Regions from separate parts of the Homo sapiens genome. Here region 2 is linked to region 1. A link is an interaction called in ENCODE POLR2A ChIA-PET data of the cell type or tissue named here. Cell type or tissue: GM12878. All regions are shown on one strand.

What was found. Peaks named below come from ENCODE experiments on the same cell type or tissue, not always from the same donor. Only the 100,000 strongest peaks of a DNase experiment are listed, where the experiment ranks them.
Region 2: POLR2A ChIA-PET joins it to region 1 with 7 read pairs; 2 of 35 experiments call an interaction of 5 or more read pairs at or near these places.

What each region holds. Positions count from the first base shown.
Region 1 is chr12:94,237,230-94,242,229 of GRCh38, reverse strand. It overlaps PLXNC1 (plexin C1), which reads right to left. Exons shown (of 31, transcript NM_005761.3): 10 at 4,427-4,566; 11 at 1,566-1,745. It overlaps LOC124902987 (a long non-coding RNA gene), which reads left to right and starts at 4,427. Exons shown (of 2, transcript XR_007063410.1): 1 at 4,427-5,000. In GM12878, no CTCF peak of the experiment used is centred here; a DNase peak (open chromatin) is centred at 1,879; H3K27ac peaks cover 1,646 bases.
Region 2 is chr12:94,358,275-94,363,274 of GRCh38, reverse strand. The region is part of intron 11 of CEP83 (centrosomal protein 83); the gene reads left to right. It also overlaps the pseudogene RN7SL330P. Among named protein-coding and RNA genes, the nearest start is that of CEP83, 99 kb to the left of the region's middle. In GM12878, no CTCF peak of the experiment used is centred here; no DNase peak of the experiment used is centred here.

The DNA of each region.
Region 1 (5,000 bases):
CAAGGTGTAAGGGCCTCAGGAGAAACCAATCTTACCAACACCATGATTTCAGCCTCCAGAACCGGGGAGAAAGAAATTTCTGTTGTTTAAGCCACAAACGCTGTGGCACTTTATGTCCACCCTAGCAAACTAATATAGCCACCTCTCACTTGATCTTAAATAAGAATATTAAAAGTGATTTTTTTCTTCTCTACTTTTTTTCCTCTTTCTCTTCCCCTCCTTTTCTTCTTCTTCTTCTTCTTTTTTTTTTTTAACAAAGCTTTTTGTCTGTAGGTTTACCTAGAGAGTACTTTGAAAATTAGCTTCGTACTGTGTCAGGCAAAGAAAATATCGTTAGGATTTTAGTCCTAAAGAGATTTAGGAATAAAAATATTATGAAAGTGAATTTAAATTCAACTAGGAGGAATCTTTATTACAGCATTCTTCACAATAACCAAGATAGGGACTCAACCTAAGTGTCCATCAACAGATTAGAGGATAAAGAAAATGTGGTACCTATACACAATGGAGTATTATTCAGCATACAAAAAAGAATGAGATCCTGTCATTTGCAACAACACAGATGGAACTGCAGGACATTATGTTAAGTGAAATAAGCCAGGCACAGAAAGACAAATATTGCAGGTTCTCACCCATATGTGGGAGCTGAGAAAGTTGGTCTAATGGAGATAGAGAGTAGAATTATGGGTATCAGAGGCTGGGAAGGGTGGTGTGGCGGGGCCAGAGAGGGATAAAGAGGGTTTGGTTAATGGCTACAAAAATACAATGAGATAGAATAAGATCTAGTGTTCAGTAGCATAGTAGGGTGTCTATAACTCACAATAATTTATTGCATATTTAAAAATAGCTAGAAGAGTGGAATTGGAATGTTCCTAACAGAAAGAAATGATAAGTGCTTGAGGTGATGGATACTCCAATTACCCTGATTTGATGATTACATATTCACTGTATGATCATAGAAAAAACATCACGTGTCCCATAAACATGTACAAGTATTATGTACCCATGAAAATGCAAAAAATACATAATAGTAATAAATTTAAAAATTCAACTAGGGAGATAAATGTTTTTCTTAACATATTGGATTTATCTGGGAGAGTTTATTTTGGGGTTTCCATCTCCCCCTTAGGGAACATCTTGAAAAGGTTGATTCTGCTTTTCATTTTGATAGCTCCCAATATTTCCCCCAAAGAATTCAAAACAGCTTAAAGTATCTAAAGTCTATAAAATGAAAGAGGTAAGAAAGAAGCCTTTTATCACAAGCAGGAGGGACACATAGTAAAGAGTGTCATATATCTATATCAAAAACCTAGGCAAACATTTCAGCTGTGAGTTTCTCAGCAGCCATGGTGAAGGGAAAAAGGTGTGCTCATAGCATTCACGATGAGCATGGGAAGCAAATGTCTTGTCAGGTATGCATTTTTCTAGGAGTAAATCCTAAGGAGAACTCGGTGAGAGGAATTTGGAATGACCACTGTTTCTGAATTTACTTGAATAAAATCAATGATCTTTGGGCATATGACCTTTAACCACAATGAGAAAAAGATTATGAATCTAGAAAGTACCTGATCCAGGTGGTAGCAGGAAATATAAGGGAACAATGTGGCAGAGCAATGTAGGATAAGGATCCCACAGAAGAGCAGTTCCCACCATCAAACTGGATACACACATCCTTCATTTCTTTCCGGCTTGATGGAAGAGAGAATTTCATGTGGGTGTCATTTAGCACATGGCTAACCTGTATCCTAGAAAAGAGTAGAAAAAGAACTCTCACATGACACAGACACTTAGCACAGTTGATTACCCAAGGTGACAGCAAATGAATTTCACTTGAACTACAACACTTCATGAAGGAGCAGAACAGCTGCAGGCAACTACTGACTCATGAGGGGCCAGTGACCCAAGTTGGTATTATTAGGGGTTGGGTTCCTCTTTCTTTAGTACATTTTTATCTTTCTTATTTGCATTGCCCTTAGAAGTGGGAAAGGAAGGAGGTGTAACCATTGCCCTGAAGAAGTACTAATAGAAAGCAGAACATGAACTGGGGGTTACATTATGTTAAGAATTGTGGATAATTCTGTTGAGTATCATAATGGCACTATGGCTTATCTGTTAGAGAGGTACTGAAGTATTTAGCAGTGAAGGATATGGTGTTTGGTTCTTATCATGCCCCCCCAAAAATCCCAGATAAGATAGATGAAGCAAGATTGGCAAAATGTTGATAGGCTTTGAAACCGGGAATGGCTACAGAGAGGTTCATTACACTCATCTCTCTTGTATTATGTTTGAGTTTCCATAATAAAAAGCTTAAGAAAAAAAGCCCTAGTCAAGCACTGAGAGGGTAAAACACAGCACCAGACAGAGATGGAAATTCTGCTGTTCAAAGGGGGCCTAAACCAAGAGCCCAGGCATCTCAGAATCAATCAGCATTGGGGCCAACATGCTCCCTAAGGAGTATCCAGGCTGGGACTTAGCTGGGGCTGTCCAGGGTGCTCCTGATGTCCAACAGCTGATGCTTGGCGCCCTTTCAGAGTCAGAGCGAAGCTTTCTCCGACATTCCCGCTGTCACCTGCAGCTTCCTCTGTGTGTCTACAATGATCCTCTAAAGCACAAATCATTAAGCCTGGGTTGTGTCTGAATAATGCTCAGTATAACCGTGCTACATGAGAATCTGTTATTACTACTTAAAGGCCATGTGCATGATGATTAACTTTAATGCTATCACTAACCCTTTAGGATAAGGCAAATTCAAAAACATCTGAGTCAGTTTGTACTTACGCCACCTCAGACGCACATTTTCAGGTTTATATTCAGAGCAAAGCTCTAGGAAATTTATCATAAAGTGGTTGAACATTAAAATTCAAACTTGTTTATAAATTTCAGAAGAAGAGAGGTGAAAATGTAGGTCATTCCACTACTAGTATTTTTCTCTTTAAAATAATTACCCATTTTAAAAGTACCATATTAAAAGAGCTTGGGATTACAGCCTGGGCTCAGGTATAGGATTAACTGAGTATTATGTTGACTGCTTGTGAACTTGGCTTCACCACACAGATGTGGTTACTGAAATGCGACATGCAGAAAGGTCTCCTAGTCATTTAATTTAATAACTGCAGTATCTCAAGACACATTCGGAATTAAAATGAGAACATAAAGAGTCAGAAACAGGGTAATGCTCCGAAAAACTACTTATTTTCCATGAAGTTGATTGCCTTTCAGTGAATACACAGGTGTCTAACTTCACAGATTTCGCTACATAAAATGAAAGATTTTTGCAATAAGGTATTTAGCCAGGATAAACAGCACAAAAAAACCTATGTTGCATAGATACAGCCTCTAATGTGTGCTTGATAATTCTGGCAAATAGCAGAACACAGGCAAGCCACCAATGAGCAGCTTTTCTCATCAAGATCACAGATATTCCAAATTTACTGCTATGAGGGGAAGGGCATGGCAGTGATGTGCAGAAAATGAATTAAAGAAGAAAATTCAGTAAATAAGCATAGCAGATTAGAATGCTGTACAAATCTGTTTTAGTAGTTAAAAATCAAAACATCACGCTTCAGCAGATTGTCTTAAATGCATTTCCATGATGAAAATAAGCTTAGTATTATACTCTATGTAGACTGTAACATCTTTTACTTCAAATTAGCCCAAACTTATATGAGTTAACAAGCAGAAAACTCAAATAATCTGTTGTGTTATTTAATAACTGCAGTTATCACATCACTTTTTTTTTTTCGAAGGGGGAGTAACCATTTGCACAAGGACATCGGTAGAAATTGAAAAGTCTTTCTCCAAGTTTCACCGATGTGATGAGTTTGGGAAAGAAGTGACAGAAATAATAATGTTCAAGAGATACATTGACCAGATATTTATGTTGGGGTGTTCTTTTTTACTACCATTATATGTAGTAGTAATTTAATTTTTGGAGGCTGAAACCAAACCAGTAAAGAGAAGGCTACAAAGAATAAAATGTCCACATAAAATGGATCCAAGAGGTTTTGTTTTTTCAACTTTGGGTGGCACACTGGAAGAGCTGCTCCAAAAAATTCCTCATCAAATTTCAAGGTACTCAACTATTTTTCCAAGTGCATCACCTAAAGAATGATGTTTGCTACTCCATATACTTGATTTTGTTACTGAAAATGAATCAAGACCCCAAACAGGCAACATCCTGAAATGACTATATACTGAGATTTTTGGGGAATAACACAGAACAGATTCTCTCACAATGAACTTCAGATCTGTTGTGAAAATTATTTTACGTGTTGGAATTATATTATGTCAAATACTCTGACTAATTGGCCTGCTTTGGGGCATGGCAATAATTTGACTATATTAAGGTTATAATCACACTGATATTCCTTTGGCACAGGTTTGAGCGTTACGTTACCGAGGATAAATTATTAGTATTTCGACTCACACATCCTTATCACAGGTACTGGTTCCTTTCAGGATCATTGTGATGTTCGATGCCCGGGTAAAGTTTGCTCCCGTTACTATCACGTTGCTTTTCCCTAATGTCGATACTTTCTGTGGCTCAATGGACTTAATGTAGAAGACCTATTGGAAAGAAAAGATTAAAACAGGAGATCAAAGCTAAGAAATGGCATCGCTCCAAAAAAATCTGTTTATACGCTGCAGTTCGAAGAAATCACTGGGAAATTACAACATTTTGCGAACACAAGCAGACAGTGTTTAATGAAATCAATGAATTCAAGGAAGAGGGCTGCAGATTCATGTCTCTCAACATGTGACAGCATGAGGTCAAACCAATTAGTCTTTGTCTCACAAGACAGTTGAAAATACAGTTGAAAAGTCTGATATTCTGTCTGAAGAGTGAGGTATCACTAGAGTTTTGAAAATGTTTACTGCCTTACAGCCTCTGGAGGCTCACAATGTAAGCAAAATCAAGGAAAAGAAAGAGAGTCCATTGACCGTAGGCCAATGACAGACTCATCGTTAAGTTGAAATAAATGTCATTCCAGATAAATTCA
Region 2 (5,000 bases), 120 kb before region 1:
TTTTGATTCACGTATACAATGTGTAATGATCAAATCAGGGTAATTAGCATATTCAATCACCTCAAACATTTCATATGTTCTTTGATTTGGGAACATTCAAAATCGTCTCTTCTAGCTCAAATATACAATAAATTAGTGCTAACTGTAGTCAGTCTGTAGTGCTGTAGAACACCAGAAATTATTCTTCCTATCCAATAGTAATTTTGTATTTGTTAACCAACCTCTGTCTTCCCTCCTCACTACCCTTCCAGCCTCTAGTAACCACTATTCTACTCTCTAGTTCTATGAAATAAACTTTTTAGCTTACACATGTGAGTGAGAACATGCAGTATATATCTTTGTGTGCCTGACTTATTTAATTAACAATTGTCCTCCATACTTGTCCATGTTGCCATGAATGACAGGATTTCATCCTTTTTTATGGCTGAATAGTATTCCATTGTTTATATATGCCACATTTTCTTTATCCATCCGTTGATGGGCACGTAGGTTGATTCCATATCTTGCTTACTGTGAATAGTTCTACAGTAAACATAGGAGTGCAGATATCACTTTGACATACTAATTTCCTTTGCTTTGGGTATATACCCAGTTGTGGAATTTCTGGGTCCTGTGGTAGTTCTGTTTCAGTTTTTTTTGAGACAGGGTCTCACTCTGTCACCTAGGCTGGAGTGCAGTGGTGTGATCTCGGCTCACTGTAACCTCTGCCTCCCAGGTTCAAGTGATTCTCTTGCCTCAGCCTCCTGAGCAGCTGGATTACAGGTGTGTGCCACCATGCCTGGCTAATTTATTGATTAATTGATTGACTGTTATTTTTAGTAGAGACGGGGTTTCACTGTGTTGGCCAGGCTGGTCTCCAACTCTTGACCTCAAGTGATCCACCTGCCTTGGCCTCCCAAAGTACTGAGATTATAAGCGTGAGCCACCGCACTTGGCCTGTTGTTAGTTTTTTTTGTAGAGCTTCCATACTATTTTTCTTAATGGCTATACTAATTTACATCCCCACTAACAGTGTATTAGAGTCCCTTTTCTCCTCATTCTTGACAACATTTGTTTTGTCTTTTTGACAGGCATTCTAGCTGGTGAGATGAAATCTCATTGTGGTTTGATTTGCATTTCCCTGATAAATAGTTATGTTGAACAATTTTTCATGAATGATCCATTCAGATCATTTGCCCATTTTTAAATGAAATTACTTGGGGCTTTTTGCAGTTGTTTGAGTTTCTTGTTTATTCTAAATTTTAATCCCTTGTCAGATAAATAGTTTGCAGGTGGGCCAGGTATGATGGTTCACACCTGTAATCCCAGCACTTTGAGAGGCCAAGGCGGGTGGATCACCTGAGGTCAGGAGTACAAGACCAGCCTGACCAACATGGTGAAACCCTGCCTCTACTAAAAATACAAAATTAGCTGGGCCTGGTAGTGTGCGCCAGTAATCCCAGCTACACTGGAGGCTGAGGCAGGAGAATTGCTTGAACTCAGGAGGCGGAGGTTGTGGTGAGCCGAGACCATGCCATTGCACCCCAGCCTGGGCAAAAAGAGCGAAACTCTGTCTCAAAAAAAAAAAAATTAGTTTGCAGGTATTAATATTTTCTCCCATTGTATAGGTTGTCTCTTCACTCTGTTGATTGTTTCCTTGTTGTGCAGAAACTTGGTTTGATACGATCTCATTTATCTATGTTTGCTTTTGTTGCCTGCGTTTTCTGTTGTTATAGTTGTTTCATTTATTTTGTTTTTGTATTTATATAAGGGATGGGATTTTGCTGTGTTGCCCAGGCTGGATTGCAGTGGGTATTCACAGGTGCAATGCTACTATTGTTCAGCGTAGAGTTTTGACCCACTCTATTTCTGACCTGGGTCAGGTCACCCCTCCTTAGGCATTCTGGTGGTCCTCTACTCTTGGGAGGTCATTATCCTGATGCGAAACTTAATGTGAATGCCCAATTGCAGTAGCGCACTACAGCATCTACAGCACAAAATTTCTGGACTCAGGTGATCCTCTTGCCTCAGCTTCCCAAGTAGCTGAGACTATAGGCACGTGCCACCATGCCCAACTTGTTGCCTGTGTTATTGAGGTCTCACCCGTAAAATCTTCCCCTAGGGCAATGTCCTGAAGTCTTTTCCTTGTGTTTTCCTGTAGTAGTTTCATAGTTTGGGGTCTCATACTTAAGTTTTTGATTTTTATATATGATGAGAGATGGATCTAGTTTTATTCTTCTGCATTTGGATATGCAGTTTTCCCATAATCATTTATTGAAGAGGCTGTCCTTTCCCCAATGTATTTTCTTGGTGCTTTTGTTGAAAATCAGTTATCTGTAAATATGTGGAATTATTTTTGACTTCTCTCTTCTGTTTCATTTGTGGGTGTATGTGTTTTTATGCCAGTACTATGGTGTTTTGGTTACTACAGCTTTGTAGCATATTTTGAAGTCAGATAGTGTGATAGATAGCTCCAACTTTGTTCTTTTTACACAGGATTGCTTTGACTCTTTGGAGTCTTGTGACTCCATGCAAATTTTAAGATTTTTTTTTTCAATTTCTGTGAAGAAATTCATTGGTAATATGGTAGAAATTGCATTGACTGTAGATCACTTTTGGTAGTATGGTCATGTTAACAATATTAATCTCCCAATCCATAAGCATGAGATTTCTTTTCATTTTTTGGTGTCTTCAATTTCTTTAATCAGTATTTTATAGTTTTCCTTTTAGAGATCTTTTACCTCCTTTGTTAAATTTATTCATAGGTATTTTAATTTTTATAATTATAATAAAGAAGATTTCTTTCTTTTCCAGTTAGTTTAAGTATGTAGAAATGCTACTGATTTTTGTATGTTGAGTTTTTTTATCCTGAAACTTTAATGAATTAAAAGTTCTAAGAGCTTTTTGGTGGGATCTTTAGGTTTTTCTATATATAAGATAATGTCATCTGCAAGTGGACAGTTTTGACTTTCTCCTTTTTTATTTTGAAGCCATTTATTTCTCTCTCATGCCTAATTGCTTTGGCTGAGATTTCCAGTGCTGTGTTGAATAAGATTGACAAGGGTGAACATCCTTGTATTGTTCTAGTTCTTAGGGGAAAAGCTTTCAATGTTTTTTTGTTCAGTATGATGTTAGTTGTGGTTTTGTCATATATGGTATTCATTGTATTGAGGTATGTTTCTTTTATACCTAATTTTTTTTAAAGTTTTTGTCATGAAGGAAAGCTGAATTTTTGTCAGACGCTTTTTCTGCATGTATTGAAATTATCGTTTTTTCTTCATTCAGTTGATACGATGTATCACATTTATTGATTTGCATATATTGAACCATCCTTGCATACCTGTGATAAATCTAACTTGATCATGGTGAATAATCTTTTTAACGTGTTGCTGGATTTGGTTTGCTGGTGTTTTTGTTGAGGGTTTTTGCATCTGTATTTATTAGGGATACTGGCCATAGTGCTCTTTTTTTTGTTGTGTCCCTGTCTGGTTTTGGTGTCAGGGTAATGCTGGCCTCGTAGAGTTTGGAAGAATCCTCTCCCTTTCAATTTTTTGGAATAGTTTGAGAAGAATTAGTATTAGTTCTTTTTTAAAAGTTTGGTAGAATTCAGCAGTGAAGCCATCTGGTCCTGGGCTTTTTTTCTTGGGAGACTTTTTATTGATGATGCAGTCTTGTTACTCATTATTGATCTGTTCAGGTTTTGTATTTCCTTCTGTTTGGTTCAGTCTTGATAGGTTTTGTGTGTTTAGCAATTTATCCATTTTCTCTAGGTTTTCCTATTTGTTGTCCTACAGTTGCTCATAATAGTCTCTAATGATCTTTAGTATTTCTGTGGCATCAGCTGTAATGTCTGCTTTTTCATTTTTGATTTTATTTATTTGGGTCTTCTCACTTTTAGTTAGTCTAGCTAATGTTTTGTCAATTTTGTTTTTTCAAAAAACCAACATTTTGTTTTGTTGATATTTTATAGTTTTTTAGTCTCCTTTTTGCCGAGACCAGCTCAGTTGGGGAGACCCTAACCCAGCGGCACTAGAGGGATTAGAGACACACACACAGAAATATAGAAGTGTGAAGTGGGAAATCCCCTGATTTCTCACAACCTTCAGAGCTGAGAGCCCTGAACAGAGATTTACCCACATATTTATTAACAGCAAACCAGTCATTAGCATTGTTTCTATAGATATTAAATTAACTAAAAGTATCCCTTAAGGGAAATGAAGGGATGGGCCAAATTAATTGCAGCAGGAACACACCCTTAAGACACAGATGCTCAGGCTTTTGTTTGTGGCTTAAGAATGCCTTTAAGCAGTTTTCTGCCCTGGGCGGGCCAGGTATTCCTTGTCCTCATTCCCATAAACTCACAACCTTCCAGCTTGGACTTTATGGCCATTATGGACATGTTACATTGCTGCAGAGATTTTATTTATGGCCAGTTTTGGGGCCAGTTTATGGCCAGACTTTGGGGGGTTGCTCCCAACATGTCTCCCTTCTTAGATTTGCAAAGAGATAAAAGCAAGGGCAGCTTTGTCATGGTGAGCTACTTCTTGCAGGAATCAGGCCAGTTTTTTGGAATTATAGCAGGAGAAGGCAATCCTGGCTGTAATGCTCCCATAGGTTGTATAACTGAATTGGTGGCTCTTAAGTCAGTGAACATTTTCCATTTTCCTGATTTTTTCTTAATTACGAAAATTGGAGAATTCCAAGAAGAAAATGTTGGAGCTATGTGCCCATTTTCTAATTGTTCAGCAACTAATTTCTCTAAAGCCTCCAGTTTCTCTTTACTTAGCAGCCATTGTTCTATCCAAATTGGGTATCTGTTAACCATTTGAAAGGTATAGGTTCTGGAGGCTTAACAATGGCTGCCATCAAAAATTTTTCCCTAATGTTTGGCGGGAACTTTGTTTTTTCCACTTGAAGTGGTTCTTTCAAACCTTGCAATTTTTTTTTCTAGTCCCGTACCAGGGACATACCTCATTTCATGCATTGTATATTGACTTTGAGGGCTATATAATTGTTCTGGA